Regions from separate parts of the Homo sapiens genome. Here region 2 is linked to region 1. The links are chromatin loops, found by intact Hi-C in ENCODE. Cell type or tissue: heart left ventricle. All regions are shown on one strand. Each heading gives the region's core, and the rest is flanking DNA. Links, peaks and the distances in the headings are about the cores only.

The links. Peaks named below come from ENCODE experiments on the same cell type or tissue, not always from the same donor. Only the 100,000 strongest peaks of a DNase experiment are listed, where the experiment ranks them.
Region 2: it touches region 1 in a loop (2.3-fold over the local background); 6 of 110 quality-filtered maps call a loop at or near these places.

What each region holds. Positions count from the first base shown.
Region 1 is chr3:107,567,829-107,584,651 of GRCh38, reverse strand. The region is part of intron 2 of BBX (BBX high mobility group box domain containing); the gene reads right to left. Among named protein-coding and RNA genes, the nearest start is that of BBX, 53 kb to the right of the region's middle. In heart left ventricle, for the core only: a CTCF peak has its summit at 9,819 (motif pointing left); no DNase peak of the experiment used is centred there.
Region 2 is chr3:107,682,651-107,699,473 of GRCh38, reverse strand. All of the region lies in intron 3 of BBX (BBX high mobility group box domain containing), which reads right to left. Among named protein-coding and RNA genes, the nearest start is that of BBX, 170 kb to the right of the region's middle. In heart left ventricle, for the core only: a CTCF peak has its summit at 8,782 (motif pointing left); no DNase peak of the experiment used is centred there.

The sequences.
Region 1 (16,823 bases), core at 5,746-13,745:
TTTTAAAGAAGCCTTCCCCACCCCATAAAGTTTTGATCAATTCTGCACCCATCATCCAATCCTCTTGATATTCCATTGTTCTGTGTTAAGCATTTATGACAATCTGAATTAAAATAATGACATTATTAATTATTTGGTAATAATTACCATCATTACAGTGTAACGTTAGGGGCTATCATCCCCGGTGCCCACCATATAGTTTTCCAGACATGAAGATTTGAATGGACAAATTTCACAAACTAAATTGACAACTACTATTTTTAATTCTAAAATGTGTGCAAAACTAAAGAAAAAATAGTATTGTTTCAATTTGATTCAGGTGTTAAAAACAAACCAACTGCAAAGTTAGTTGAACTAAGTTCAGAAGAACTAATAAATTAGAGATATTATATATAAAGTATAATTTATACTTTATACTTTATACATATTATATATAATATATATAATAATATATATATCATATATTATATATAATATATATAATAATATATATATCATATATTATATATAATATATATAATAATATATATATTATATATAATATATAATATATATAATATATGATATATATAATATATATAATATATGATATATATAATATATATAATATATATAATTAATATATATAATAATATGTATAATATATATAATAATATAATAATATATAATAATATAATAATATATATAATATATATAATATAATAATATATATAATATATATATTATATATAAAGTATAATTTATACTTTATACTTTATATATAATATATATAAAGTATAATTTATCTTGAAGATTAAAATAACAAAATAATCCTATAAAAAATAGTTCCAGAAATTAAAACTGAGGACTATTTTGCAGAATCATTAATCTGCTCAGGCTCATCAGAAACCAGGCTATAATGAAGAAAGCCATAAACACAGTGGAATAAACATTTCTTAAGCCTGAAGTTGGTTAATGAGTACAAAAATAGGTAGAGGAATACTTTCTAATACTGGATAATACATCAGAGAAATTATAGTTAATAATTTATTGTATACTTCAAAATGGTTAGAGGAGAAGAAAAGATAAATGTTCAAGGTGATAAATATTCCAATTATCCCGATTTGATCATTACATACTATATACATGTATCAAAATATCACATACAACTCCAAAGTATGTACAACTATGATATATCAATAAAAAATGAGATGCAAAAAAAACTACTCAGTCACTCAGTTTGTTCCTAAAATGATAAATAAGGTATCGATTACTCCAAAATCTTTTATCTTGTGCCACTGGTAATAAACAGGCAAATCATTCATGTTCTGTTTCCTCACTTATAATATAAGCAGTTGAGCAGCTGATCTGCAAGTTCCTTTCCAATCCTTTTGAAAGTTAAAGAGTTTAATCAGAAAGCTCACTATAAGACTCTTAACTACTCAAAATACAAAACAGTATAAGCCTTAAAAAAACACTGAAGGTCCTCTGTATAGCCAAAACTTGTTTTTACTGATATCCGACAAGTCCCATATACTTAAAGCAGTTCTTTAAACTTCATATGTTGATTTTTATTTTGATTATAGTTGCAATACTTCATAGTTGCTTTATTATCTAGTAGCAAATTATGTAATGAGGCTAACAGCCTTGCGTCTAATGACATGAAAAAGAGAATATAAAAAAGTATTAAAACACAGGTCATTCTCCAAGGAACAGCATTGTAGAACTTTTATAGCAAAGCAAAGAGCACAATACACTGCACAGCACATACCTACACCTTTCTATTAGTCCTAACAACAACAAAGATGATTTTGAGTTATCAAAAAAAGTAAAATTATGTTTGTTAAATTCTATTTAGCAAAGCAGAAAAACAGATCATTATTGAAAAGTTTAAATCTAACCGTTACATTAAAAAATTTTAAAACTAAATGTTCTGGAACTTAAACTCATAAGCATACTAACTTACCACTACATTATATTCCCATCAATACAACATTAACACAGGAAGTACTACTTTTCTTATATGCCAACAGATTTAAGGTAGGATAATATTAGTATGACAATAAGGAAAGAACTGTTCTCCACTTATGATTAAAAACGAACAAGCAAACTATAAAAACAGGGAGAACGTACCCTCCTTTGTTGAAATTTGTCCCTGGGAACTGTCTTAAAATTAGTATCAATAGTTTGGCTTTGGGTGGCTATTGGTTTTCAAAGATGACAACTGACAGACTAGGACGATCCTTCAACCATAAAGATATAACTTCCATCTTTTTGTCAAAAAATCAGTTATTAAAAAATATTAGTTTTGTAAATATTGTATGGATACTGAGATAAAACTCCAATGAGACTTAAAACAAAAATGTGTTTAAAAAAAAAAAGCTTCCACATATGCCATATGCGTGCTAAAAATGTTTAAGGTAAAAACTGCAGAAATTTTTCCAAATATTTTCAAAAAATATAATATTATTTTGCTTAATATTTGCTACCTATAGAAAGTACTTTAACAATACCTCTACTAGGTAAATGTGATTTTTTTTTAAAAAGAAGGTTTGGCGAAAATTTGATGAAAATTGGATGCCCTAGCAAGCTAAGAAGAAATAACTGCTTCTGCCTAAAGTTTTGGGGGAAAACATTAAAAATAAAACGTTAAAGAATCTTTCTAAAAAATACCTTGGCTCATATATATACACATTATATACTAAAGTAAATATTTTACAAATATGCCACTACAGATGTAATAATACTGTGTACAAATTGATAAAGGTAATCTAGATTCTAATTTTAAAAAAAGCATTCTAATGGTAATGATAATAACATAATTCTTTTCTAAAAATATCAGCCAACTATTCCCTAGAGGACATAGTACATGATAAAGAATGAGATTTAACAAATTCTATAAATTCTGCCCTGCTGTTGATAAATAAATTCTTCATGTGTAACTCAAATTCTTAAGTTCCTGGTTGCAAAGTAAAAGAAACAGCCAATTCAAGGACACTAACGACGGAGTATGAAGCAGTGTATAAAAACTGAATAAATCAGCTGATGCCCACAGCACAGAAGACCAGTTACCAAACCACTAATTATAATTTGGCATATACTTATATTATCAAAGCTAGTTTTTAAAAATCTATGCTTAATTCCACAATTTTTAGCTATCTAGTATATGCAAAGTACTGCTAAGCCCCTAGAAGAAAATATAGTCTCTTCACTTCAAACCTGGTAGGAACATGACACAAATGAAAGATCACAGAAGGGGAATTTCCAAGTTTAAGAATCATAAAAGAGACTGGCCTGCATAACCAAAAGAGATTCAAAGGAGATGGGAAAAGGCCATTTCCTTCCTAGGACACAGGGAAAACGTCTTAAATTTCTCTTTTATCCACCCTACACTGCCAACAAGTGTGTAATAATAATATATATATAAGTGTATAATAATGAATGTAACTATTTTACAGATGTTTAGTAAGTAAAAATATGATCAAAGACATTTTAAGGCAAAATCATCAGCTTGGATATGAAAAATTAAAAGCTTGGTTTAAATTTGCTCCTAGTTAAATACAAGATTGTCTTTAAGCAAAACTCATTCAAGAATTCATTTATGAATAACAATTTAAAGATTACACTCAGACCAGATATTAGGTAGATTTTAGGTCTTCCATATTTTAACATTTGTTTGCATAGTTACAGAAGACTGACTAAAATCATGAAGTTTATTATCTCTTATTAAAAATATTGACTGTGCTGGGTGTGACGGCTCACGCCTACAATGCCAGCACTTTAGGAGGCCGAGGCGGGCGGATCACCTGAGGTCAGGAGTTTGAGACCAGCCTGGCCAACATGGTGAAACCTCATCTCTACTAAAAATACAAAATTAGCCAGGCATGGTGGTGCATGCCTGTAATCCCAGCTACTGGGGAGGCTAAGGCAAGAGAATCACTTGAACCCAGGAGGCGGAGGTTGCAGTGAGCCAAGATCGTGCCACTGCACTCCAGCTTGGGCAAAAAAGAGCAAAACTCTGTCTCAATTAAAAAAAAAAATTGAGTGCTTAACAGTTTTAAAATCATAGGATGTTTTCCCCTGATAACTTACCTACATATGAGTCATATATTTTGGTAAATATTTAAATATTAAGATTAAACTAAAATTTACTATAATTACATCAAAAGACAATGTTCTTTACTAATAGAAATTTTGTTTTGGAATCTTCAGTAAAATAAAACAAATTGTTAGTATATATTATCACATGAATGTGCTTGTATAATAATACTGAATAACAATGTTGGAGGATAGTGAAAATAATTTTTAAAAATCACAACAAAAAAAACCTGTGGATTTAAAATTCATATTCTGTCCAAAAGCTCACACAAGAGAAACAAGATTAAAAATCAAATAGCCAACATAAACTCCTAGTAAGTGAAACTATTTTTTCATGAAAAAAGCATGATAAAGAGCCTATTTTGTATTACATTAATGTTTCATAATTTCCTATGTCTGAAATTGGACTCTATAACTGATGTCAAGTGATTAAAATGAACTAGACCCAATTAACTGCATATATAATGCCATAAGTAAGTCAAATTTTACATAAAAGATTATTGGCTTTTTAAAATCTGCTGTGCTGATTTGCAATGAGCTTCTCAAGTACAATCCAAAGTTACGTAGGGAAAAAAAATCCACCGCCATAAATATATAATTTATATAATTAACAAAAAATACTCCAGAGCTTGCCAACTTGTGTTCTTAAAACTAGATTTTAAAATTCTATAGAAAATGATAGTAAAACTAAAGATATTCAACCATCATAGGTACCTTTCTAATGTTCCCACAAGACATTTAAGAACACAAATAATAGAATGAAGACCGATATGGTAAAAAAGAGGCAGCTCGATATCCAACTAAAACCCGAGTATGCAAACTGGGGAAGAACAAACTATTACCAACAGTGAGGATTAAACTCCTTTAACGTCTTCTTTCTGGTAATAAAAGAGGCTCCCTCAACATAGGTTAAGTGCCTATGTAAAAAGAGGCACAAAGAAATCTGCTGGGATGGGAGGGACTGCAAAGCATCCATCAACATCTGTGTGAAAAGACCCGCCAGGCTCTCAGGAGTTACACTCAAATAATGTGACCCTTCCAGACAGGACAATAAGGAGACAGATTAGACCCTTCAAGCAGTGATTCATCCCCGAATACATGGCAAGAAGGGATCCAGTATGAAGCTTGGACCCTGTGTGTTTGCTTAAGTGTCTGGGCAGCTCTTTTGGTGGCCCTATAACTAGCTAGTGGGTTGCCTATAGTCTCAGGACAAGTTACTAAAGGAGGCTCCAGACTGAGAGATGAAAGACCCAACTGTTCCAGGCACACTCTCAAACTTAATCAAAAGATAAATTCCAGTGCATGATTCGCCCAAGTGCTTACTCGCCCTTTACGAGACCTATCTTCTGACATAGATTTTGAAGAAAAACTCCTAAATATAAGCAGTATAATAAAACAATAAAGCCTATCTTAAAAGGAGCTCACCTCAACAACTAGAGGAAACACAATGTGAAAGTGAGAAAAAATAATGCAGGCGTTTGAGACATGCATCTCTTCTGAGTATGGGTAATCCCTCTCATTACGAAAGAGCTGGAATATAGAACAAGAGGGTCCCTCAGGGCCCAAGGAATGACTACATTACTTATAAAATCTTTAGTGGGCCAATATTTAAATCATCAACTCAATATCTCAAATGCCTCAAGAATAACTCACCCCAATCAGGTAGCTGCCGCCTGCAACTGCCTTCTTCTACTCTTCCAAATTTGCTACTCTTGCATTTGACAGGTTGGGGAAAATGTCACAAGCAGGGGACAGGTCCACATTCCCCTTGGCCCAGGGAGCAGGAAGAACTCTTCTCTCATCTGCTCCCTGTGAACCTCTGGATGGGCTTCTTCAAGGGAGGAGGCACCTCCCTTTGAGCTGAGTGTGCTGTGCTTCTCCTTCCTGCAGATGGAGTCAGGCAGGGAAGGAGCCTGTTTCAGGGCCACGAGCCCCTCTGCTCTTTAGGCAGAAAGACAGGAAAATGAAGCCATAAAAAAACCCATGTTTCTGGAAAATTGGAAGGAAGGCAAGCGTAGATGCTACTATTTTTCAAATATTTAAAAATGCTAACCTGGCCACTAGTATGTGATATTTTTCATACATACAAAACCTAATGAGAAATAGGTTTCTAATAACTTTACCCACTGACAAATGAAGCTTCAACCTCACTCTATCTTTCAGTCAAGTCTGCGTCCTCACTGCTTAGAAGGCAAGGTGGTAAAATGTCCTTTCTTGAATGAATTTATATTCAAGTTGCTTTCCGTCTGTAGCTCCTTGCTGTTGCCTGGAAACAGGAAACCCTTCCCACCTACATGCTTCCTGACTACTCCCCCCATGTCTCCCTCTTACAGTGCAGTGAATGCACCTGGCCATGCTTCTAGATACTGTTTATCTTAAAGAAGAGCTGATTCTTTACAACAGAGCAATGGCAGGAATTTTGCCACTAAGCTGTTTAAGAGAGAACATTGACTAGTCAAACAAATTAGTTCTGAAAACTTGAATTGCTTAGGTAGGAGAACCACAAGAACAACAGCAAAAATGCACTTTATCTAAAACCACTTAAACATGGTCAATGTTAGATACAAATTCATTAAAACAAGTGTGTCAAACAAAAACAGAAGTTGTTCTCAAGGGTTTTTTTCCCCCTACTTCTTTGCCTTATTGATATTTGAAAACCTTACTTTCTTGAGATAAGACAGTACTTCTAATATAGCCCTCTATGCTTGGCCAGGCTCGTCATCTTGGTGAGCCTCCTTACTGCAATACCCACACCACATCAGTCACTAAGCACTTATGGGGTCTACTTATCTACCCTTTGTTCATTTGATATTTTCTTTCCAGTCCCTTTGCTACCACTGAACTTCAGGCATTAATTTTCATTTACGATTACTGCAGCAATAAGAACTACCTTTTACTATTTATTATCAATTGCTTAGAGAATACCATGTGTCAAGTACTACAGAAGCCATTTATATGTCTTACCTCACTATTCATAATTCTATTATTCCTTATGCCTAATAATCAGTGAGGCAGGTACTATTACTTTCCCATTTTATAGATGAGGATACTGAGATTTAGAAAGTTTAAATAACTTGCCCAAGTCATATACCCTTAAAGTAGGCCTCAAATTCTTCTCCTAGTAAGATAGTAGCAGAATATCTTTACTTTCCAATCTTTCCTTCCATTCCCGCCATGTTTTCCCTTTGGAAATGTTCTTTCGACAAATTTAAAACCAAATATGGGTTTACTTCTTAGCTGGGTGAATCATATTGTGATCCACACTCACACCAACAGTACCATATACTGAGTCCACCCCCTCCTCTTTAGAGAAGAGCAGGCATATCAGCGATCCATTTCAGTGTTTTAATAATGAGATTCATGGCAACAAATTTTATGTGCTTTACAGAGATACCACAAAAAATAAATATCTTCAGCCAGGCACGGTAGCGCTTACACCTGTAATCCCAGCACTTTGGGAGGCTGAGGTGGGTGGATCATGAGGTCAGGAGATCAAGACCATCCTGGCCAAGACGGTGAAACCCCATCTCTACTAAAAATACAAAAATTAGCTGGGCATGGTGGCACACGCCTGTAGTCCCAGCTACTCAGGAGGCTGAGGCAGAAGAATTGCTCGAACCCAGGAGGCAGAGGTTGCAGTGAGCCAAGATCGCCCCAATGCACTACAGCCTGGAGACAGAGTGAGACTCCATCTCAAAAAATAAATAAATAAATAAATAAATATCTTCTTGCAATTTAATGCTTATAAAGAGCTTCGGGAGGAAAGAAAAATAGTGCGTTTTGGTCAATCCCTTGTAACCAAAGATATAAGCCCCTAATGTTAAAACAAAAATCACAAAGTAAAAATAACTAGATAGATAGATCAATCAATATTTGGAATCTTGACTTGTATCTAAAAAATATTGAGTGTCAAAAAGTAAATTTGCATCACAAATTTATTGAATTTATAATTTCATCTGATTAATGTCTCACTGCTCTTAGTTCTATAGATTCTTTTAAATTTTGGCTTTCACACACATGTAATATACATTCAAGCTTAACTATACCTTAGATCACACAGAAAAACCTTCTAAGGCAAAACTGAAAATGAGAAACTGCCCAAAGTCAGGGAATTAGGGAGGTCAATAAACCGATGATAATTTTCAGACAACATCTTCTCCAGCTAAAAGAAAAAAAAGCCAGTTATTCATTCAACAAAATATAAGTAGTGTTTTGAAAAAGATATTGAAAAAATCACATTTGTGCCAATACAATCATAAAATAGCTATTTAATTCTAAGCAAATATTAAGGCAAGACTGGATGCCAGTTATAGTATTATAATTTATGAACCACTTCAACTTCAGCATATCACTGGTATTGACTGAGCCCCAGTTTCCCCACATCTGCAAAGATAATAATGGCAACCACTGGTCGTGGTAAAAATTAAATGAGAATATGATGGGAACATTTGGTGTCTTCACATTTTTATTTTTATTTTTCTGAACTAATTTTATATTCCTTGGTTCTTATCACATTTCTTTTTCTCATCACTTTACTTTGAGACAAAGTCTTGCTGTGTCACCCAAGCTGGAAGGCAATGGCACAGTCACTGCTCACTGCAGCCTCGACCTGCCGGGTTCAACTGATTCTCCTGCCTCAGCCTCATAAAATGCTGGGATTACAGGCATGAGCCACCACGCCTGGCCTCAACACATTTTACATTGTCAAACATACAAGAAAGACCTGAAGACAGCACAACTATCATTTCTGGCACACATGCTTCATTTATCTACATTTAGAAAACTTGCTATTTACTAAAACTTTTGAGATACTACTGCCTATTGAAATTATTTAAATTAGACATAATTACCCGAGGAAATGAGTAGAATGTCTGGTATTACATCATCAGATATTGTTAGATATAATTAAAAAAAAAATTCAGCCATGGAAACTATACTTCTCTAAAGCTAAATGCCAAAATAAATGAGCAGATAAAATGCTATCTAACTAAAATATATAATTAGCATTACCCTGCACTTTACTTCTTTTTAGATATCCATCCCCATCAGATGATCAGTGTAGGCAACAAAGGTGACAATATTGCCAGGATTTTTTTCCCTAAATGAAAACCTAAAAAACTCAATGAAAATATAGTCCAAAAACATCTTATTAACTAGAAAAGTGATATAATCAAGCAAACATTGAATAATCAAACTGTCCATAAACACTGGCAACAAAATAAGAGAATGTCAAAAAAATCTGAACTGATATTAATTATTTTCTAAATTTAGTAATAGCTCATCATTTGGTAAACAACTAAACAGTCCATGTCTTTATAAGTTGGTGAAGGTAGAGAGAGGAAAAGGGGAGGACGGTGGAGGATTTTACTATTTTTAATTGAAATTATACAACTAGACAAGTAAAGAAAGTAAATTCTTTACAAGAAACTTTATCATAAAGTTCACTGAGACGAATTGTTTTTAGGCTGGGATTATCCAGGTAATGGCTTTGGTTTTGCCACAAGAATTTCTAAGGGTGGAAACAGCTGTTGCATAATTGCCACCTTTTTGTGGGTTTATGTGATTCTTTGGTTCTAAAACACTTTCCATTTTATCTTCCTTTATTTTTAAGTCTGAAACAATTCTAATGGCCAGTGGTCAGATACTTGGGGTATCAAACCTAACTGGACACTTGGACAGTAACAACAGTTGTACCACTTCACTAACCCAGGAAAGTCCACTTGAGTTGGCTTATACTGCCCTCTACAGCCTTGAGTCATTCCTTCTCAAAAATAAATCAATTTTTATAATGTGGAAGGACAACACAGAAGAGGTCAAGAGATATTCTTCAGCATTCAGTTGCATCTCATTCATAATTACATTTTTTAAAAGTTATAATTTGTAATTAAAATTAGTAATATCTTTAATAATGGTGATGTAAAAGGTGGATTTTACAATATTGCTCCATACCTTTTCACCCATTTTATTCCTTAAGCTCCCAATGAAGAATTTCCTTTACTTCATTTCAACGAATTGAGTGTTTATTATCATATGTGACACTGAGCTACATGTTGAGAGTACCAAAATATAAATAACATGATCCCTCTTCTTCATAACATTCAAAGATCAGCCTAAACTTTAATAGATACTTATCTAAGATATATATTTCCCTGAAATTACATTTCTCAAAAGATCAACCTAAAGTCGCTAAATTGCAAAGAGTGAAATAACCTGTACCCAAATATAACACAATGTTAATCTTGCAGTAAGACGATGCCAGGTTTAAGTTTGGAGCCCCCTATTAGGTGTGTGATATTGGATTACCTACCTAACCTTTCCAGGTCTCAAATTTCTCGTTTATAAAATGGAGATGTTTACAAATCTTAACTTTTTTTTCAGAAGAATAAATGATATAATCTTCCAAAGGTCTTAACCATATTGCCTGCTTCAGAGTGAGTATTCAAGAAATGATAGCTGTTAAACTATTTTTACTATCTATTTATATTTTTCAAACCAAAAATAGAGATACATGGTCTGAACAAACATAAGAATACTTATAAAGAAAAAGATTTGCTGGGAGTGGTGGCTCACGCCTGTAATCCCAGCACTTTGGGAGGCTGAGGCGGGTGGATCACCCGAGATCAGGAGTTTGAGAGCAGCCTGACCAACATGGAGAAACCCGGTCTCCCGGCTAATACAAAATTAGCCAGGTGTGGTGTCACATGCCTGTAATCCCAGCTACTCGGGAGGCTGAGGCAGGAGAATTGTTTGAACCCAGCAGGCAGAGGTTGCGGTGAGCTGAGATCGTGCCATTGCACTCCAGCCTGGGCAACAAGAGCGAAACCTTACCTCAAAAAAAAAGAGAGAGAGATTTTAAATTAGGACTGTCACAGGAAACCAAAGCTGTTTATTTCCTTTAAAATGTACTGAAAATATTTAACAAAACTGTAACTATGTTTAATCTATATTTAGTTTCATTTTTAAAGCCCACATAACATGTTAACAAACACTGTTTGTTTGTTTGTTTGTTTGTTTTGAGACGGAGTCTCACTCTGCCACCCAGGCTGGAATGCAATGGCGTGATCTCATCAGCTCACTGCAACCTCCGGGCCTCCTGGGTTCAAGCGATTCTGCTGCCTCAGCCTCCCGAGCAGCTGGGACTACAGATGCCCGCCAAGCCCGGCTAATTTTTGTATTTTTAGTAGAGACGGTGTTTCACCGTATTGGCCAGGCTGGTCTCAAACTCCTGACCTTGTGATCCACCCGCATCGGCCTCCCAAAGTGCTGGGATTACAGACGTGAGCCACCGCACCCAGCCAACAAACATTTTATTTATTATTTGTACCTAAAAAATTTTGAGTTTATACAAAGAGATACCAGATGATATACTAAATCTTCACGGAGAATGCTTCTTAATCTCCATTAGACATAGCTTGTTTGATTCTTTTTAATTGTTGTTTAGATTTATTCTACGTACACATTAAAGAATCATAACTTTGAAACACTGAAAAATAGTTGCATTGATGTAGGTTAATTATTGTAAATACGATCTCATTCCAATAATGAGGATGTAAGATTGAATATAATATTTTCATTGTTTTCACTTGGTTAATTTATTACTAAACTGGGATAACATTTAAAATATTATATTAGTTGGAAATTTACTTAAAATTTTTAAATAAGCCAAGAAACACATATATTGGGTACACCGGTAGCAAATTAAATGCACAGACTTCTTTTGAAGACAAAATTAACAAAGAGGGTGGCTCACTTAACAATATCTCTTCATGGAATTTTCCTGGATGTTTTGCATTCTTTAAAATGAGCCTTTTAATACAACAATAGAGGTAAATCAGTATATTTTTAAAAATTAGCTTTCCTAGTCATACTTTTAAGATATATAATTTTTATTTGAGGGTTGATAATTTATATGTTACTTTTAAAATCAGCCTGTTTATACATTTTTATATTAAATACTGAAATGATTATACCATATTGATGTTAATTCTAACCTTTTTCTAAAAGAATCTGTAAACATACTAACGATCAGAATGTTACGAAGAAAGGAAACACACTGAGAGTTTACCTGTAATTATAAAGCATTCAGATATAAAGACTAATATGCAATTACTTTTAATACATGAGAATCTCCAATCAGCTTCAGGCATTTTTGGCATCTCTGAAGAATAACAATCCCAGTAAAATAGCCATTTAACACATACCAGTTGTCTCAAGATAATATATTAAATAGAAGAAAAAAGAGTTAATTGCTCACATTTAAAAAAAAATAAATGATTGTCACAAAGTCTTTCGCTGGGAATTCTGAGAACTAACGAAAGGATTACGTGAATATAGCAGACGGGAAAAGTTCAAGAGACAATGAGTGTCCGATGTGGTCACCAGCACACAGTGGTTCTGCTCAGAAATAAATGTACCATCCTAAGCACCTTAAAGAAGGTAACGTACTTTCTGGGTAGTATTTTCAGCCTCTTAGTCTAACATGATATAATTTCCCATAACCTTTATTTACCCTTTCATATTATGTTGTTAAATGATTTCTTCATAAAATAGGTACATTATCCTTTCAGAAAAAGTAAATGCCCTGCACAGTCAATGGCAAGCAGAACTTGCACCAATGGTACCTCACTCAGCTAAGGAATCCCAACAGGTGGATTAAAGTGAACCACATGTGCATGCACATACGTACCACACATACACACATATACACATGCACAGGAACCAAACACTGAGCAGATTTTTAAAGGAATAAAACAGGAGGCTGACTCTCTTTTCGGACTCAGCCCGCCTGCACCCAGGTGAAATAAACAGCCTTGTTGCTCACACAAAGCCTGTTTGGTGGTCTCTTCACATAGACTCGCGTGACATTTGGTGCCGAAGACCTGGGACAGGAGGACTCCTTCGGGAGACCAGTCCCCTGTCCTCGCCCTCACTCTGTGGGGAGATCCACCTATGACCTCGGGTCCTCAGACCAATCAGCCCAAGGAATATCTCACCAATTTCAAATCAGGTAAGTGGTCTTTTCACTCTCTTCTCCAGCCTCTCTCGCTACCCTTCAATCTCCCTCTCTCACTACCCTTCAATCTCCCTGTCCTTCCAACTCCAGTTCTTTCTCCCCTCTAGTAGAGACAGAGACACATTTTATCCGGAAACCCAAAACTCCGGCGCCAGTCACGGACTCAGGAAGACAGTCTTCCCTTGGTGTTTAACCACTGCGGGGATGCCTGCCTGATTATTCACCCATGTTTCATTGGTGTCTGATCACCGTGGGGATGCCTGCCTTGGTCATTCACCCACGTACCCTTGGTGACAAGTCAATTGCGGGGACACCTGCTTTGGCTGCTCACCCACATTGCGTCCCAGGGCTGCTCACCACCCCCTTCTCCGTGTCACTACCTTTCTCTTTAAACTTACCTCCTTCACTATGGGCAACCTTCCACCCTCCATTCCCCCTTCTTCTCCCTTAGCCTGTGTTCTCAAAAACTTAAAACCTCTTTAACTCTTGCCTGACCTAAAACCTAAGCGTCTTATTTTCTTCTGCAACACCGCTTGGCCCCAATACAAACTCAATAATTGTTCTAAATAGCCAGAAAACAACACTTTTGATTTCTCCATTTTATCTGGATGATTTTTGTCGAAAAAATGGGCAAATGGGTCTGAGGTGCCTGACGTCCAGGCATTCTTTACTACACATCAGTCCCTCCCTAGTCTCTACTCCCAGTGCGAACTTGTCCCAAATCCTTCTTCTTTCTCTCCTGTCTGTTCCTTCAGTCTCCACCCCAAACTCTTGAGTCCTTTGAATCCTCCTTTTCTGCAGACCCATCTGACCTCTCCCCTCCTCCCCAAGCTGCTCCTCACTAGGCCAAGCCAGGTCCCAATTCTTCCTCAGCCTCCGCTCCCCCACCCTATAATCCTTTTATCACCTCCCCTCCTCACACCCTATCTGGCTTACAGTTTCTTTCCTCAACTAGCCCTCCCCAACCTGCCCAACAGTTTCCTCTTAAAGAGGTGGCTGGAGCTGAAGGCATAGCCAGGGTTAATGTTCCTTTTTCTTTATCCGACCTCTCCCAAATCAGACAGCATTTAGGCTCTTTTTCATCAAATGTAAAAACTCAACCCAGTTCATGGCTTGTTTGGTAGCAACCCTGAGATGCTTTATAGCCCTAGACCCTAAAAGGTCAGAAGGCCGTCTTATTCTCAATATGCATTTTATTACCCAACCCGCCCCCGACATTAGAAAAAGCTCCAAAAATTAGATTCCGGCCCTCAAACCCCACAACAGGACTTAATTAACCTCACCTTCAAGGTGTACAATAATAGAACAGAGGCAGCCAAGTAGCAACGTATTTCTGAGTTGCAATTCCTTGCCTCCACTGTGAGAGAAACCTCAGCCACATCTCCAGCACACAAGAACTTCATAACGCCTGAACCGCAGCAGCCAGGGGTTCCTCCAGGACTGCCCGCCCCAGGATCTTGCTTCAAGTGCTGGAAATCTGGCCACTGGGCCAAGGAATGCCTGCAGCCCGGGATTCCTCCTAAGCCATGTTCTATCTGTACGGGACCCCACTGGAAATCAGACTGTCCAACTTGCCTGGCAGCCACTCCCAGAGCCCCTGGAACTCTGGCCCAAGGCTCTCTGACTGACTCCTTCCCAGATCTTCTCAGCTTAATAGCTGAAGACTGACGCTGCCCAATCACCTTGGAAGCCTTCTGGACCATCACAGACACTTTGGGTAACTCATAAAGTGGAGGGTAAGTCCGTCCCCTTCTTAATCAATATGGAGGCTACCCACTCCACATTACCTTCTTTTCAAGGGCCTGTTTCCCTTGCCTCCATAACTGTTGTAGGCATTGACAGCCAGGCTTCTAAACCTCTTAAAACTCCCCAACTCTGATGCCAACTTGGACAACATTCTTTTATACAGTCCTTTTTAGTTATCCCCACCTGCCCAGCTCCCTTATTAGGTCGAGACATTTTAACTACATTATCTGCTTCCCTGACTATTCCTAGGCTATAGCCACATCTCATTGCCGCCCTTTTCCCCAGTAATTTTCCACTACCTACCCAAATCCTATAAAACGGCCCCACCCCTATCTCCCTTTACTGGCTCTTTTCGGACTCAGCCCGCCTGCACCCAGGTGAAATAAACAGCCTTGTTGTCATAAAAATAAAAAAAAATTAAAAAAATAAAAAATAAAAAAGGAATTACTCTAAATAAGAAAGACAGTCAAGAATATGCCAAACACACCTCCATAAAATACTGTTAACGTGGTAAGTTTGAGATATCAATATGAGAACTAGTGATCAAAGACTCACTCTTGTAATTAATTTCAACAAGTTCAGTTACTTTCAAGGAAGTAGGATATCAAGAAACTATCAAGGATATATTCTTAAGATTGTTATGAAGGAATTGCTCAATTAAATGAAATAACACGTGAATAAAATAACCTAGTACAGTTCCTGGCACGTAGTTAGCTAAGTTAGGTAATATTATTACAATTATGGGATTTCATCCCTACAACAATATAGGCAGTATAACATTTTTACCACAATTTTGCTAGAAAATTGAAGCTCAGAGGAATCAGGTAACCAGCCACAACACAGTTAATGGCAGAGAAACAAGATCTGAACAGAGCTCTGTGTGATTGTTGGAATCTATACTTGTATCACACACATATTTTACATAGACTTCAAAACATTTGGATGTATCTAAAATGAACCTTGAGTCCTGGAAATGAAACTTTGGGAAGCTGGAAATTAAAAATTTATTTATTGAACTATAAGACTGATCAGACTGTTAGGACACCACTGAAAGAATATCGTTGAAGAAAGAATTATGAGTGGAACCTGGGCCAAGGATTTCCCCAGAATGCAAAAGAAAGAAATAAAGAAATAAATGGTTAAAAAAAGAAAAGTTAGGAGACATAGAGGACAGATCTACCTTCCATCTGTTGGCAATTCCAAGAGGTGAGAATAGAGAAATTGGAGAAGAGGCAACATAAGAAAAGAGCAGAAAATGGTCGGGCGCAGTGGCTCATGCCTGTAATCCCAGCACTTTGGGAGGCCGAGGGGATCACAAGGTCAGGAGATCAAAACCATCCTGGCTAACACGGTGAAACCCCGTCTCTGCTAAAAATACAAAAAATTAGCCAAGCGTGGTGGCGGGCACCTGTAGTCCCAGCTACTCAGGAGGGTGAGGCAGGAGAATGGCGTGAATCTGGGAGGTGGAGGTTGCAGTGAGCCGAGATTCCGCCACTGCACTCCAGCCTGGGCGACAGAGCAAGACTCCATCTCAAAAAAAAAAAAAAAAATAGCAGAAAATAGAGAATCTGACATAACTGAAGAACATGACTCCAACAGCCTCCACATTGAAAGGAGGCTGCCAATTGGGATAAATTAAAAACAAAAACACCTAAAACATATCAATGAAAAATTCTGAGTAGCAAGGATAAACAGAAAACCTTAAAAACTCTCAGGAAAAGAACAAAAGATTATACACACAAGAAGCACCAAACTTCCTTTTAACAATAATCCAGGAGATGTTTTCCTTTTTTTTTTTTAATCAACCTGAGAGGTCCAAGAAAGAGAATGGAGGAGAATAAGAGAATACTCAAGTTCTCTTGCTTAGGGAGAAGCTACAAATACCTATAACTGTAGATGTTGTGAGAAAAACATGTTTAAATACGCATGTTAATAATATAAAGGCAACCACAAAATAGAAAGGAATGTATGCTATTCAAACCAATAG
Region 2 (16,823 bases), core at 4,464-12,463, 120 kb before region 1:
CTCAATGTATTAATGAAAAATTCCAAATTCCTTCCTTCACATAAACATGTAAGACTCTTCCTGACCTAGTCCAGCTTGCCTTTACAGCTGATGTTTCTTTGCTCATTCTCACTTTCAAAGTTCTACCCATATTGAGCCACATGCCATCACCCGGAGCTTGCCATGCACTCCCACCTCCTGGAACCTGGCTGCTGTTTCCTTCCGGTGGAACTCTTATCCCTGCTTCGGGGCTTAGCTTGGATCTCACCTCACGCCACTTCTGGTCCTTTCAAGTCTGAGAGAGGTGTCTCCACAGCACCCTACACTTAATAGGCTACACTGAAATGACCTGTTTCCTTCTTTATATCACACTCAACTGTGACAGAGAACAGGGGCTGCATCGTGTTCACCATGGTGTGTCTCCAGGGCTTGACACAGAGCCGGGCGCACTGCAGGCAAATGAATGAATGAATGAGTTCTAGGACTGTTCCCTGAAGTCCATTCCTCCTGCCCATAGTCCTTTTCCTTGTTCACCATCCTTCTTTTCTAATCCGTCCTTGCCATGCCCTGCTCTGTGACCCTCTGTTTCAGACATTCCTAACAATTACTCAAATAGCATATTCAAACTGCCAAACTAAAACACCTGGTGATTTTATTTACTTAGAAATAGTTTCTAAGTATTGCAGATCTGAAGAGAGAAAAAATGACTCTCTATTTGTAATTTTGACCTCAGAAGAGAAATAATTATCCATTCCCTTTTCTCCTGTATCAATCACCGAACACTGATTTTTAATCTTCCATGCTCCAGGTTACACAGAGCCCTTGGAATTTTTTTTTTTTTTTGAGATGGAGTCTCGCTCTGTCACCCAGGCTGGAGTGCAGTGGCACAATCTCGGCTCACTGCAACCTCCACCTGCCAGGTTCAAGCAATTCTTCTGCCTCAGCCTCCTAAGTTTCTGGGACTACAGGAGTATGCCATCACACCTGACTAATTTTTGTTATTTTTAGTAGAGATGGGGTTTCACCATATTGGCCAGGCTGATGTCAAACTCCTGACCTTGTGAGCCGCCCGCTTCAGCCTCCCAAAGTGCTGGGATTACAGGTGTGAACCACCGCATCTGGCCTAGCTCTTTGAATTTTAAGAGCAATCATACATTTTTTTTAAAAAAAACATATATATATATTAAATTTCATCTAAAATGGTAAAAGTTTAAAAGGTAATTTTTCTTTCATATGACTTAGTCGTTGTTTTAGTTTAAAATAATTAAAAGGCGGGAGGAGCCAAGATGGCCGAATAGGAACAGCTCTGGTCTACAGCTCCCAGTGTGAGCGACCCAGAAGACGGGTGATTTCTGCATTTCCATCTGAGGTACCGGGTTCATCTCACTAGGGAGTGCCATTCAGTGGGCGCAGGTCAGTGGGTGCGCGCACCGTGCACGAGCCAAAGCAGGGCGAGGCATTGCCTCACTCGGGAAGCGCAAGGGGTCAGGGAGTTCCCTTCCTAATCAAAGAAAGTGGTGACAGACGGCCCCTGGAAAATCGGGTCACTCCCACCCGAATACTGCGCTTTTCTGACGAGCTTAAAAAATGGCGCAGCAGCAGATTATAACCCACACCTGGCTCGGAGGGTCGTACGCCCACGGAGTCTCCCTGATTGCTAGCACAGCAGTCTGAGATCAAACTGCAAGGTGGCAGCGAGGCTGGGGGAGGGGCGCCCGCCATTGCCCAGGCTTGCTTAGGTAAACAAAGCAGCCAGGAAGCTCGAACTGGGTGGAGCCCACCACAGCTCAAGGAGGCCTGCCTGCCTCTGTAGGCTCCACCTCTGGGGGCAGGGCACAGACAAACAAAAAGACAGCAGTAACCTCCTCAGACTTAAATGTCCCTGTCTGACAGCTTTGAAGAGAGCAGCGGTTCTCCCAGCACGCGGCTGGAGATCTGAGAACGGGCAGACTGCCTCCTCAAGTGGGTCCCTGACCCCTGACCCCCGAGCAGCCTAACTGGGAGGCACCCCCAGCAGGGGCAGACTGACACCTCACAAGGCCAGGTACTCCAACAGACCTGCAGCTGAGGGTCCTGTCTGTTAGAAGGAAAACTAACCAACAGAAAGGACATCCACACCAAAAACCCATCTGTACATCACCATCATCAAAGACCAAAAGTAGATAAAACCACAAAGATGGGGAAAAAACAGAGCAGAAAAACTGGAAACTCTAAACAGCAGAGCGCCTCTCCTCCTCGAAAGGAACACAGTTCCTCACCAGCAACAGAACAAAGCTGGACGGAGAATGACTTTGACGAGCTGAGAGAAGAAGGCTTCAGACGATCAAATTACTCCGAGCTACGGGAGGACATTCACACCAAAGGCAAAGAAGTTGAAAACTTTGAAAAAAATTTAGAAGAATGTATAACTAGAATAACCAATACAGAGAAGTGCTTAAAGGAGCTGATGGAGCTGAAAACCAAGGCTCGAGAACTACGTGAAGAATGCAGAAGTCTCAGGAGCTGATGCGATCAAATGGAAGAAAGGGTATCAGTGATGGAAGATGAAATGAATGAAATGAAGCAAGAAGGGAAGTTTAGAGAAAAAAGAATAAAAAGAAACGACCAAAGCCTCCAAGAAATATGGGACTATGTGAAAAGACCAAATCTATGTCTGATTGGTGTACCTGAAAGTGACGGGGAGAATGGAACCAAGTTGGAAAACACTCTGCAGGATATTATCCAGGAGAACTTCCCCAATCTAGCAAGGCAGGCCAACATTCAGATTCAGGAAATACAGAGAACGCCACAAAGATACTCCTCGAGAAGAGCAACACCAAGATACACAACTGTCAGATTCACCAAAGGTGAAATGAAGGAAAAAATGTTAAGGGCAGCCAGAGAGAAAGTTCGGATTACCCTCAAAGGGAAGCCTATCAGACTAACAGCGGATCTCTTGGCAGAAACTCTAGAAGCCAGAAGAGAGTGGGGGCCAGTATTCAACATTCTTAAAGAAAAGAATTTTCAACCCAGAATTTCATATCCAGCCAAACTAAGCTTCATAAGTGAAGGAGAAATAAAATACTTTACAGACAAGCAAATGCTGAGAGATTTTGTCACCACCAGGCCTGCCCTAAAAGACCTCCTGAAGGAAGCACTAAACATGGAAAGGAACAACCGGTACCAGCCACTGCAAAATCATGCCAAAATGTAAAGACCATTGAGACTAGGAAGAAACTGCGATCAACTAACGAGCAAAATAACCAGCTAACATCACAATGACAGGATCAAATTCACACATAACAATATTAACTTTAAATGTAAATGGACTAAATGCTCCAATTAAAAGACACAGACTGGCAAATTGGATAAAGAGTCAAGACCCATCAGTGTGCTATATTCAGGAAACCCATCTCACGGGCAGAGACACACATAGGCTCAAAATAAAAGGATGGAGGAAGATCTACCAAGCCAATGGAAGACAAAAAAAGGCAGGGGTTGCAATCCTAGTCTCTGATAAAACAGACTTTAAACCAACAAAGATAAAAAGAGACAAAGAAGGCCATTACTTAATGGTAAACGGATCAATTCAACAAGAAGAGCTAACTATCCTAAATATATATGCACCCAACACAGGAGCACCCAGTTTCATAAAGCAAGTCCTGAGTGACCTACAAAGAGACTTAGACTCCCACACATTAATAATGGGAGACTTTAACACCCCACTGTCAACATTAGACAGATCAACAAGACAGAAAGTCAACAAGGATACCCAGGAATTGAACTCAGCTCTGCACCAAGCGGACCTAATAGACATCTACAGAACTCTCCACCCCAAATCAACAGAATACACATTTTTTTCAGCACCACACCACACCTATTCCAAAATTGATCACATAGTTGGAAGTAAAGCTCTCCTCAGCAAATGTAAAAGAACAGAAATTATAACAAACTCTCTCTCAGACCACAGTGCAATCAAACTAGAATTCAGGATTAAGAATCTCACTCAAAACCGCTCAACTACATGGAAACTGAACAACCTGCTCCTGAATGACTACTGGGTACATAACGAAATGAAGGCAGAAATAAAGATGTTCTTTGAAACCAATGAGAACAAAGACACAACATACCAGAATCTCTGGGACTCATTCAAAGCAGTGTGTAGAGGGAAATTTATAGCACTAAATGCCCACAAGAGAAAGCAGGAAAGATCCAAAATTGACACCCTAACATCACAATTAAAAGAACTAGAAAAGCAAGAGCAAACACATTCAAAAGCTAGCAGAAGGCAAGAAATAACTAAAATCAGAGCAGAACTGAAGGAAATAGAGACACAAAAAACCCTTCAAAAAATTAATGAATCCAGGAGCTGGTTTTTTGAAAGGATCAACAAAATTGATAGACCGCTAGCAAGACTAATAAAGAAAAAAAGAGAGAAGAATCAAATAGACACAATAAAAAATGATAAAGGGGATATCACCACCGATCCCACAGAAATACAAACTACCATCAGAGAATACTACAAACACCTCTACACAAATAAACTAGAAAATATAGAAGAAATGAATAAATTCCTCGACACATACACCCTCCCAAGACTAAACCAGGAAGAAGTTGAATCTCTGAATAGACCAATAACAGGAGCTGAAATTGTGGCAATAATCAATAGCTTACCAACCAAAAAGAGTCCAGGACCAGATGGATTCACAGCTGAATTATATCAGAGGTACAAGGAGGAATTGGTACCATTCCTTCTGAAACTATTCCAATCAATAGAAAAAGAGGGAATCCTCCCTAACTCATTTTATGAGGCCAGCATCATCCTGATACCAAAGCCAGGCAGAGACACAACCAAAAAAGAGAATTTTAGACCAATATCCTTGATGAACATTGATGCAAAAATCCTCAATAAAATACTGGCAAACTGAATCCAGCAGCACATCAAAAAGCTTATCCACCATGATCAAGTGGGCTTCATCCCTGGGATGCAAGGCTGGTTCAATATACGCAAATCAATAAATGTAATCCAGCATATAAACAGAACCAAAGACAAAAACCACATGATTATCTCAAAAGATGCAGAAAAGGCCTTTGACAAAATTCAACAACCCTTCATGCTAAAAACTCTCAATAAATTAGGTATTGATGGGACGTATCTCAAAATAATAAGAGCTATCTATGACAAACCCACAGCCAATATCATACTGAATGGGCAAAAACTGGAAGCATTCCCTTTGAAAACTGGCACAAGACAGGGATGCCCTCTCTCACCACTCCTATTCAACATAGTGTTGGAAGTTCTGGCCAGGGCAATTAGGCAGGAGAAGGAAATAAAGGGTATTCAATTAGGAAAAGAGGAAGTCAAATTGTCCCTGTTTGCAGACGACATGATTGTATATCTAGAAAACCCCATTGTCTCAGCCCAAAATCTCCTTAAGCTGATAAGCAACTTCAGCAAAGTCTCAGGATACAAAATCAATGTACAAAAATCACAAGCATTCTTATACACCAACAACAGACAGAGAGCCAAATCATGAGTGAACTCCCATTCACAACTGCTTCAAAGAGAATAAAATACCTAGCAATCCAACTTACAAGGGATGTGAAGGACCTCTTCAAGGAGAACTACAAACCACTGCTCAAGGAAATAAAAGAGGATACAAACAAATGGAAGAACATTCCATGCTCATGGGTAGGAAGAATCAATATCGTGAAAATGGCCATACCACCCAAGGTAATTTACAGATTCAGTGCCATCCCCATCAAGCTACCATGACTTTCTTCACAGAATTGGAAAGAACCACTTTAAAGTTCATATGGAACCAAAAAAGAGCCCGCATCGCCAAGTCAATCCTGAGCCAAAAGAACAAAGCCGGAGGCATCACACTACCTGACTTCAAACTATACTACAAGGCTACAGTAACCAAAACAGCATGGTACTGGTACCAAAACAGAGATACAGATCAATGGAACAGAACAGAGCCCTCAGAAATAACGCCGCATATCTACAACTATCTGATCTTTGACAAACCTGAGAAAAACAAGCAATGGGGAAAGGATTCCCTATTTAATAAATGGTGCTGGGAAAACTGGCTAGCCATATGTAGAAAGCTGAAACTGGATCCCTTCCTTACACCTTATACAAAAGTCAATTCAAGATGGACTAAAGACTTAAACGTTAGACCTAAAACCATAAAAACCCTAGAAGAAAACCTAGGCATTACCATTCAGGACATAGGCATGGACAAGGACTTCATGTCTAAAACACCAACAGCAATGGCAACAAAAGCCAAAATTGTCAAATGGGATCTAATTAAACTAAAGAGCTTCTGCACAGCAAAAGAAACTACCATCAGAGTGAACAGGCAACCTACAAAATGGGAGAAAATTTTCACAACCTACTCATCTGACAAAGGGCTAATATCCAGAATCTACAATGAACTCAAACAAATTTACAAGAAAAAAACAAACAACCCCATCAAAAAGTGGGCAAAGGACATGAACAGACACTTCTCAAAAGAAGACATTTATGCAGCCAAAAAACACATGAAAAAATGCTCACCATCACTGGCCATCAGAGAAATGCAAATCAAAACCACAACGAGATACCATCTCACACCAGTTAGAATGGCAATCATTAAAAAGTCAGGAAACAACAGGTGCTGGAGAGGATGTGGAGAAATAGGAACACTTTTACACTGTTGGTGGGACTGTAAACTAGTTCAACCATTGTGGAAGTCAGCGTGGCGATTCCTCAGGGATCTAGAACTAGAAATACCATTTGACCCAGCCATCCCATTACTGGGTATATACCCAAAGGATTATAAATCATGCTGCTATAAAGACACATGCACACGTATGTTTATTGTGGCACTATTCACAATAGCAAAGACTTGGAACCAACCCAAATGTCCAACAATGATAGACTGGATTAAGAAAATGTGGCACATATACACCATAGAATACTACTATGCAGCCATAAAAAATGATGAGTTCATGTCCTTTGTAGGGACATGGATGAAACTGAAAACCATCATTCTTAGCAAACTATTGCAAGGACAAAAACCAAACACCGCATGTTCTCACTCATAGGTGGGAATTGAACAATGAGAACACATGGACACAGGAAGGGGAACATCACACACCGGGGACTGTTGTGGGGTGGGGTGAGGGGGGAGGGATAGCATTGAGAGGTATACGTAATGCTAGATGACGAGTTAGTAGGTGCAGCGCACCAGCATGGCACATGTATACATATGTAACTAACCTGCACATTGTGCACATGTACCCTAAAACTTAAAGTATAATAATAATAAATAAATAAATAAATAAATAAATAAATAAAATAATTAAAAAATCTGGATGTTTTCTATCATCCTGATATCTAATTATAATTTTAAAAAACAATGCAGAAACAATGATTTAGTTAAGAATCAATAGTCTGTATCACTGATTGGAAATCTTTTTCCTTAGCTACTGTTCTTTACTGTAAGAAAGATGGTGAATAACTTAAGTAACAGTCAAATCGACTTCACTTCATAAAGCAAAACTTCTCAATCTTAATGGTTGCAAAACAAAAATATTTTTCTCAAAAGCAAAAAAAGAATACGTATTTCTTATTTTAAGTAGTATAGTGTTTAGCGAAGTTGCTTATCCTAGCTGCTGCAACGCCCACCTACTTTCACTTTGGTACACTAGAATTAGACTCACCATTTACTAAATTACAAATTACATAAAGGTAGGTGTGGTTTACCTTTACCTTCCCAAATGCTTAGAATACTGCCTTGAATATACGTATTTAATAAATAGTACTTGTAAATGCATGAATCCAATCATCTTATATCAGCCTGCACATTTGCCAAGGAAATTAATTAGAATGCATAGGATGCTATCATTGATTAATTTCTATATAACTAGTGTTGAGCAGAAAACCGTTTGTTTTATACTTGCGTCATGCTGGGTGAAATTTTTATGTTAAATATTTTCCATTTTCCTGATTTAATATATATGATACAAAATGTAAGTGCTTACTTGATGATTCAGTCATAACAGTGCTCTGTTTAGAACATTAACAATTCCTTTTATATTTCTTTCAGGTGTTATTTATATTCCTTTTATGTGTTTAGAATGAATGTGCTCCAACCAGAGCCAAGTACTAAAACCTTATTTTTATCCAGTAAATTTACTAAATTGATGACATTTATTTACAAAAGATTCTTCATGTCTAAGAATAACAACAATAACAAAACACAGTTCCTATTCGTGTATTATTTGCTCGCCTTTTTTCTCTTTTAAAAAGTACGAGAGTGGCCAGGTGCCATGGCTCATGTCTGTAATCCCAGCACTATGTTAGGTCAAGGCAGGAGTAATCGTTTGAGCCTAGGGGTTTGAGACCAGCCTAGGCAACATAATCAGACTCTGTCTCTACAAAAAATTTAATAATTAACCAGGCATGGTGGTGCACACCGGTGGTCCTAGCTACTTAGGAGGTTGAGGTGGGAGAATCCCCTGAGCCTTGGAGCCAGGAGGTAGAGGGTGCAATGAGCTGTGATCATGCTATTGCACTTCAGCCTGGGTAACAGAATGAGACTCTTTCTCAAAAAAAAAAAAAAAAAAAAAAAAAGGGGGGGGGGCATCAAAGTGAGAACATAAAGAACTGGTTTTAATATGACTGAAGTTCCTTCCTTTAATTTTCTTCTCAATGCACAGTACAAGAATGTTGTAAATCACTACCCACAAGATACACGTTTACTGAAGTACCCTAGAGTATCTTCCTTACAGCCCAATTTACATAAGTCTGCTCCCTCTGCTGGCCAAATTTTTATTTTCTAGCATCCTATTTAAATATAAAGGTAATGCTTTATAATACCAAAAAAAAGCTACTCTGTAAAATAATCATAAACCATATAAACCTGGGAAATCACTGAAGAAGCTCTTTATATCATTAAGGCATTGTGTTTGCTGATTTTAGGGATAGGTAACCATCCACATATTGAGTTAAACCCAAGAATTTTCAAATACAATATCATTTTTCCCCTAAGCAAGATTCTTAACCCTGCTAAAACCATTTCTCATTAATTTAGTCCATTTCTAATTGGAATCTCCAACGTACTTTGTGATAAGTGTCTAACCAAGCCTTTCCATATTTACACAATGGCATTATGTTGGGGAAACAAGAGGGAGAGAATGCTTTCACTTAGTAATTTACCAGGCCACAAGAGTTAGTGGCAGAATACAGGATAAATAAGAGAGACTATATGCTAAAAGTGAGCCCATGCTGCTTTTAGTTTTTTTCAAAGATAGATTATAATATAATAATAAAGTCATTGTTCTGACATATCTAATACATTCGTTTTAATTTTTTATGATAAAGCACTTTATAATATACAACTTGAGTACATTTCATTAATAAGTTCCAAATATATTTTCTTATACAAAAAGCTAGTACTGCCATTAAAAAACCCTAGGCTACCTTATTTGCTGCTTTCCAACTATGTACCACTTTATAACTTACAAAGCCTTTATTGCACACATTTATTATTACAAAATCCCATGAAATGGGTAAAATTATGCCCATTTGAGAGGCGCCTCAGAGAGATTTACATAATCTTTATAATGTCATTAAGAAGCAAACTAGGAACACAGCCTATAAAGGCTCTGGACTTTAAACACAGGTACTTTCTTCCATCTGATTGTATCACTGATTTTAGTTTTTAATCAATACATTTACTTTGGGAGGAAAAGTAATTCCATTTTACAAGCCTTGTTGGTATTTCATTCATACCTCTCAGTAATTACTTTAGAGGAATCCCAAACTTCCATTCGTATCTCAAATACTCCTCCATATAGACTTAACTATACTAAATACACTGAGGAGGGAGGGAATCGGAACAAGACAGCACATGTCTGTGACGCAATGTACTTTTCTTCACTTTGTATTTTGTAAATATTGATGCTGCAGCTCTTAAAGTACTCTCAGAAGTCGTTATGACTGACAGCCCGTGAGTGCTGCATCTTTCAAAACAAATACGCTTTATTGATGGAGAGCACACACATCTCCATCTAATTTTTCTGAGGCAGAAGTGGAACAAACATATCTTAACATTTTAACTAAATTCAGCATTCTGTACTGAACACAATAGGCAGGTTACAGTTTAACAGATATTATGAAAGCTTGTCATTTTCATAAGCAACACAGCACGTAAGGGAAGGGCACTCTACAAACCTCCCCTATAATCTCAGAGTAGCATACAACTTCCTGTGTTTATTGTAAATATTTTTAAGTACAAGCAAAAATTCAAAAGACATTTTGTACCAAATAAAGGTCTTCACAAATGTCCAAGTATTGCTAGATTTTAAAATATGTACTACTATACGGCTTAAGAATAAAAGTTTAGGCGAAAATTTGAAAAAGAACCAACTGGAGAAAATAAAATATACTTGATCGCCCTGATTCTAGGGGGAAAAAAATAAGGAAAACCTGTCGTTGTCTGCTGTGTACCAAAAATCACAATCTAACAGCAAATATCAGACATATTTTATATCACATTATAGCTTCCCTTGAACTGAAAGGTAGGGGCTCACTGAGGAGTCAAAGGAGAATTCTGCTTGCTGAGCTCTCCCAGCCATTTGCTTTGATGACTGCCAAATCTGTACTAAAAGGTGGGCAAATTCTTTCATAGCTCTTATATATAACTCCTCTAGGGAGACCTTCTGATCCCAAATCAACCTTTTGAGGACCTATTAATGGACTAGCATTAAGAGAGATGACAGTGATTATAAAATATGAGTTGGAACAATAAAGAACTTGTTGGTGAGATAAAACCTATATAATAATAAAACCATTTGGAAACTAGGCAGCAGGTAATAGAGTGCAACAAATGTGGTCCAAATCATTAGGGAATAGATAATATATAATAATATAACATTCTCAGCACTGGACACTTGGCAATTATAAAAGCCATTGGAGAATTCAGACAATTCTCTTTACTCCCTCTGATGATCTCAATTTGTCCCATTATTAACCCCTTAACTAATGGCTAAATTTATCCACACTGCCAAAGACACGGTCAAGAAGGAACCCTGGGTTCCCCAAGAGCTTCCTGCCACTGCAAACTTTGCCAACTGTGACCTGGATTCTCTTACTTTGGGCATCAACAACACATTGAAAAGAGTCTGAAAAGAACTGTTCAGTTATTTGTTGTGCTATTATTTAGGACTAAGTAGGTTCAGCAACTTTCAAGGGATGTGATCACAGGAAATAGGTCAGGTAACTGGCCATTCCTGGAACCTCAGGATTGACCTAGAAGAACTGGCTGGGCCTTTATAGGAAAGTAATGCTGAAGAGAGAACAGAACTGGAATTTTGTGGCATTCATACAGAAATGGTCAAAGATAATCTGGGAACAGATATAAAATGTAATAAAGTGTAAATAACATTTTGTATTTTTCTTCTTTTTTTTTCAGATGGAGTTTCGCTCATCACGCAGGCTAGAGTGCTGTGGTGCAATCTCAGCTCACTGCAACCTCCGCCTCCCGGGTTCAAGTGATTCTCCTGCCTCAGCCTCCAGAGTAGCTGGGATTACAGATGTGTGCCACCATGCCCTGCTGATTTTTGTATTTTTAGTAGAGATGGGGTTTCGCCATGTTGGCCAAGCTGGTCTCGAACTCCTGACCTCAGGTGATCCTCCCACCTTGGCCTCCCAAAGTGCTGGGATTACAGGTGTGAGCCACCGTGCCCGGACCATTTTGTACTTTCCATATTCATTTTCTGTTGCTTGTAGAGCACTTTTTGGGTAGTGAACTATGGGACCAATAATGGTACCAGACAGAGTAAAAATGACCAGTGTCTAGTCCTGGCTTTCACCTCACAAAAGGAAAAATAGATCCAATGTCAGGCCGGTTCAAGACAAAATTAGCAACTGATGAAGCTGAAAAACTGTGGAGAGTCTTCAAGCATCAAAAAGTTGGGCTAGATGACCATGAAGGCCTGTTATTACCACTGTATGCTATGATTTTACCTCCTTATCTCCAGCAGGGGCCAGGCTGTCCTGCATTCCCCGCTTCTCTGTCTATAAGTTCTCCATTCCCCCCTCTCCATTCTCTACAAGAAAAATAAAGACACAATATATCAGCTATGCGGGCCTTCACAGAGCCTTTATACTCGTTAAAAAAAAAAAAAAGAAACTTAACTGTGTAGCTGAGTCTTAAGAAAAACTGTAACAGCTGTTTTGTATATTTGTCTCACTCCCTGTTTTTCCCAGTTTATGCAAACTGCCCTCCATTATTAATTAACGCTGGATTCTATGATTTGAAAATTGGCTTAAAGCTGAATTTTGTAAGCCGTCACTAAGTTGTTTTTTAACTTCTGACATTTTAAACATTTCTGATGTGCTTTCTTAGAATTCTGTACTAAGGAAAAAATAACTTCTCCAACATTTTAATAAGAATTCCCAACATCTATTTAGAAAGTATATTGAAAAACATTTTTTTCCTTAAAAAAAGTCAATTTCTAATGTCCTCAAAGCAAAGCCATAGAGGCCCTTAATAAATATAAATTTTTTATTTTAGACACAATTCAGTGCATAATTTATTATGGAGATGTTAAACTTTCAGAAATTAGGAGATCTGGACCTTTAACGGGTTGGTTAGGACTAAACCACCTTAGCCCTACTTTTGCATTTATTCAGAATCTGGAGCAAAACTGCCTATGACACTAGAAAATGTGAACACCACAACTGTCTGCAGCTCAGACAAGTAATAAACATGGCCAAACCTGGGCCTTTAAATTGTGGGCCTCCTCACATCAATCCAACCATTCGTGTGCTCAGGGAAGAACTACCTGGAACACTGAGAGGCTCCTCCATGATGAAAAAATCAATGGGGAGTTCAAGTGCCCCTAGACATGACTAGTGGAAAGAGGGGTCTGTCCTTGACCATTAAAAGTGCTAAATTATTGATACTGCAAAGTCCAGACAACTACTGTCACTATTTCAACTATCTTCCAAAACAGTTTTAAAAACTTTCCTACTTAAAAATCACCACAGGTTTATAGTCTTAGAAATTCACCAGAAGAAAAAAAAAAACAAAAAACAAGAACAACAAAAAACACAGACAGCTCTTCTTATATTAAATCTACTACTGCTCAAACAGACAAAGGAAAACCAGAAGGTTTCTCTTATGGTTATTTCTAGATCTGAGATTTTATGAAGCATACATTGGGAATCACAGATAAAACTGTACAATGTTAGAACTGATCTAAACTCACCAATTTAATGATCTGTAAAAGTGAATCCACAAGAGGGTAAGTTAAAACTAAACATTTTGCACATAAACACACACACATATTTACGTATTTTCCTATTAAATTATAAAACTGAGATTACTTGAATTTGTACTATTAGTATGAGTAAAATGAGTACAGTATTGTTTTTAAGAGTAAAAATGGCCAGGTTTATTTACAATAAGATAATAAAAAGGACTCTTAGTTTCTTCTTCACTTTCCGCCTCTGAAATGAACTGGATCAATAAAGGAAAAGCTTCTTAAGGGCAATTTTATTCTATTATCCTAATGAGAGAAGTCACAGCCGAATGGAGCAGACAAGAAGTGATCTATTTTGAGAACAATCTAACAATTCTCAGGGTTCCTTGCTATTCTCAAAGGAAAGAATATCACAAAGAAAAGGTACATACCAACAAAAAACCTTGTGGTTACAAAACAAACGTGCAAAAATCTGCACTGAGAGTTTTACTGGAAATCAATAAAGACAAAAATTAGAAAAGTTGAATGAAAAATTATGTGGTTATTGGGACTTCTGCCCAAATAGAGTATTAGTTAAAATGCTCTAGGACACAGGGAGAATGCCTGTAAGGCATTACTTACAGCAGATAGCAAGCAATCAGAAAAGTGGAAATCAAGGTCCATTACTCATGGCAGGATAGCCTGCATTATCCTCTCACAGATGCATCACTGGCGAGAGCTGATGAAGAAAAATGAAGGCTGAGAAGGAAAGGGAATAGCGTATCTTCTACATGTAATTTTCAGCAACCTTTGATGAGTTTCCTCCCCTTTGCTTCCTTCAATTTCATTTAGAAAAATCATCTTGGTTAAGGCTATTCAAGTGTGACTTTGCAAATAGCCTAATGTGGCCCCAAATTACTACCCTCAACATTCGTTATACCAAACACCTGATTAAACACCCTCAAGTTAAAGTGGATCAAGGTAACTTTATGCTGATTCCACGAACAAGAACCTGTCAAACTGACAAATCAGTGTCTACTCTCATGGATACTGTCTCCTATCAGATGGGCTTCCTATTCTCTTAAAACTTGTTTCTTGATCCTGGCAGCCTCCTGTCAGTCTATATAACACCCTGGCTCCTAAAACTAATACATTCTTATTTTCTGTTCTCTAGTTTCTCTATAGATTATACTGTTGACCTCTGCTATTATTTGGCAGAAGTCTCTTGGAAGCCATTCATAGTGACCCTACCACAAAATTACCACAAAATTGCATTTCTTCAGAACCAACTCTACTTTCTAAAATATGTAATTCAGTTGTCCATGTTTTAAAACAGCTCTTAAAAAAGGACTGGCACTTCTACGGTGCTGCTTCCCCGCACCCACTTTGCCTACAATCAGAAAAAAAAGATGAAAGGCAGGAAGTGGCCTATCAACATGCAGCTCTCCTTCGAAGACAGATAACAAATACTGCAGTTAAAAGTATATTTGCAATTGCAAAGTTACTCTTCCTGAACAAATTCCAAATACAGTATCTATCTTTGATCTTACAAAGGCATTTTTCTTACTGTTCATAGCTGACATTGATGATTCAGTTAGGCACCCCACTCTCAACTATGGGAAAACTGTTCCCTGAAATTCAGTCATGTGAGTTTTCAGCTTTTAGTTGCCAGGCTAGAAGTGGCTGCCTTTGCTCCGCCACTGCTGCTTCCTTGGATATTTCTGCTTGTCATGGTGACGTAGGAACTTACCATAGCAACAGCATCCATTTGACTACCTGGGAGACCCTCTCAATTCCTTCTCTGTGATGTCAGACATTGTTGGACATTATTAGAGAGTTATTCAGCATCTCCTTGGACAGGGCTTATTACCTCAGAAAAAAAATATCGCAACTATGGGAAAAATTTTGAAGACCTTAAACTGAAACATAGTTTAAGTTTTTTATTTAAAAATGGAATCTATTTCTTAACCTTTCATACTTACTGCTAAGGCAAAAGTCTAATGATGATATGTAGAATGAAACAAGCTTATTTTAAAACAATAAAATATCCGTCATCTCCATGGTTCATGTTAAACAGTTAGAGAAGATAAATAGCAACCACATTATAATATTTGTTAAAAAATAGTTTCTTACCTGCAATAGGTATTGCTGAAGGGAATTTAGAAAGACAATTTTCCATCTGGGGTCTTTTAATGCAGGGAGGTAACAACAGATATTGACATAGTAAAATAATGGGAAGGCTCTTATTTTTGATAACTTAAAGTTCAGTTAGTAGAGAGCAACAGTAGGATTTAACTGAAGCCTAAGGAAGATGTATAATCCTGGGTTAGAAGTTACCATTACCACAATAGAATCTTTCTGGGTAAGAAAAAATAAAGCAGCTTTCATGGAAAAGAACTATGCTTTTAAGGTTAACACATGTGCAGGCACATGCATGCCTACTTTCTACAAAGTGTAGAGCTGATAGACACATAGATAGAAACTGGAAAATTGCCAACAGCACTTGGACCATAAAGTATTCGTTGCTCTCATAAAACAGAGTTTTGTATGAATGTGACCTCTAACGCCAAATCTAACTTTTGGGACGCATCCATAAAGTCAGCAGTTAGTACATTCTTGACTGACAGCCTGATAACTTAGCTTCTAAAAGGAGCATTAACCACTCCAGTATGTGAACATGCAGTGACTAAGAGCATCTGCAGCAAAGTTAAGAAAGCAGAATAAAAGAACGACAATCTAAACAAGCAATGTGTATACCATTGCATCTATCAGCATCAGGCAAATGTGATCACAAATAAATCCTTATAATACCCTGAAGTTTTCCTTCTCTAGCAAAATAGCTATTTTCTTTTCCCTGAAAAAGAAAACTATGCTTCCCATCCTACTAAAGGGCAGTAATTTTATGATACATGGCAAACATATGAGGAAGTATCTATTTCTAAAAAGTACAAGTTTACACCACATCACACCTTGAATCCCACCATCTTTGTGAAATCAAATAAAACACTAAAATCGGAAGCAGGGGGGACCTCTAACAAGGGCAGGCATAGGAATTTGATGGCAAAATCAATCAATAAAAATATTTTCCATTAAATGCATTTACAGTAACATTTATGTACCATAATTCTAATTAAAAAGAAAAGAAACTGTTCAACTATGTTTATGCCTAGTAAACATGCTGAAATGACAAACAATAAAATGTTCACAACAGATATGGAGTGGTATATGCATTGACTGATATTTTTGTCTCCATGCATTTTGGTGTTATTCTCATTCAACATGTCTTATTTTACAAACAAAAAAGAAAGTCAATAAGTTATTTTAAAATCAAATATTTTAAACATGATTTAATGGAGGACAAAGTATCAGGCTTCTGAGGTATCAGATCAATATGCTGCAGTGGAAAGTGATTTTCTCTTTCTGATCCTTTCTGTGACAACGTGACATCTTTTCACACTTGTTCAAAATTAACTGCTTCACCACATAATTACTGCAACTGCAGCAAATGAGCCTTTTTGTCTGTAATTCAATTACTGTGGGACATCTTATAGTTTCAGTATTTAGAAGTGAAGCATTTACTTGACTACATACATGGGAATAAAATAGACTCTCAACATATCATATCT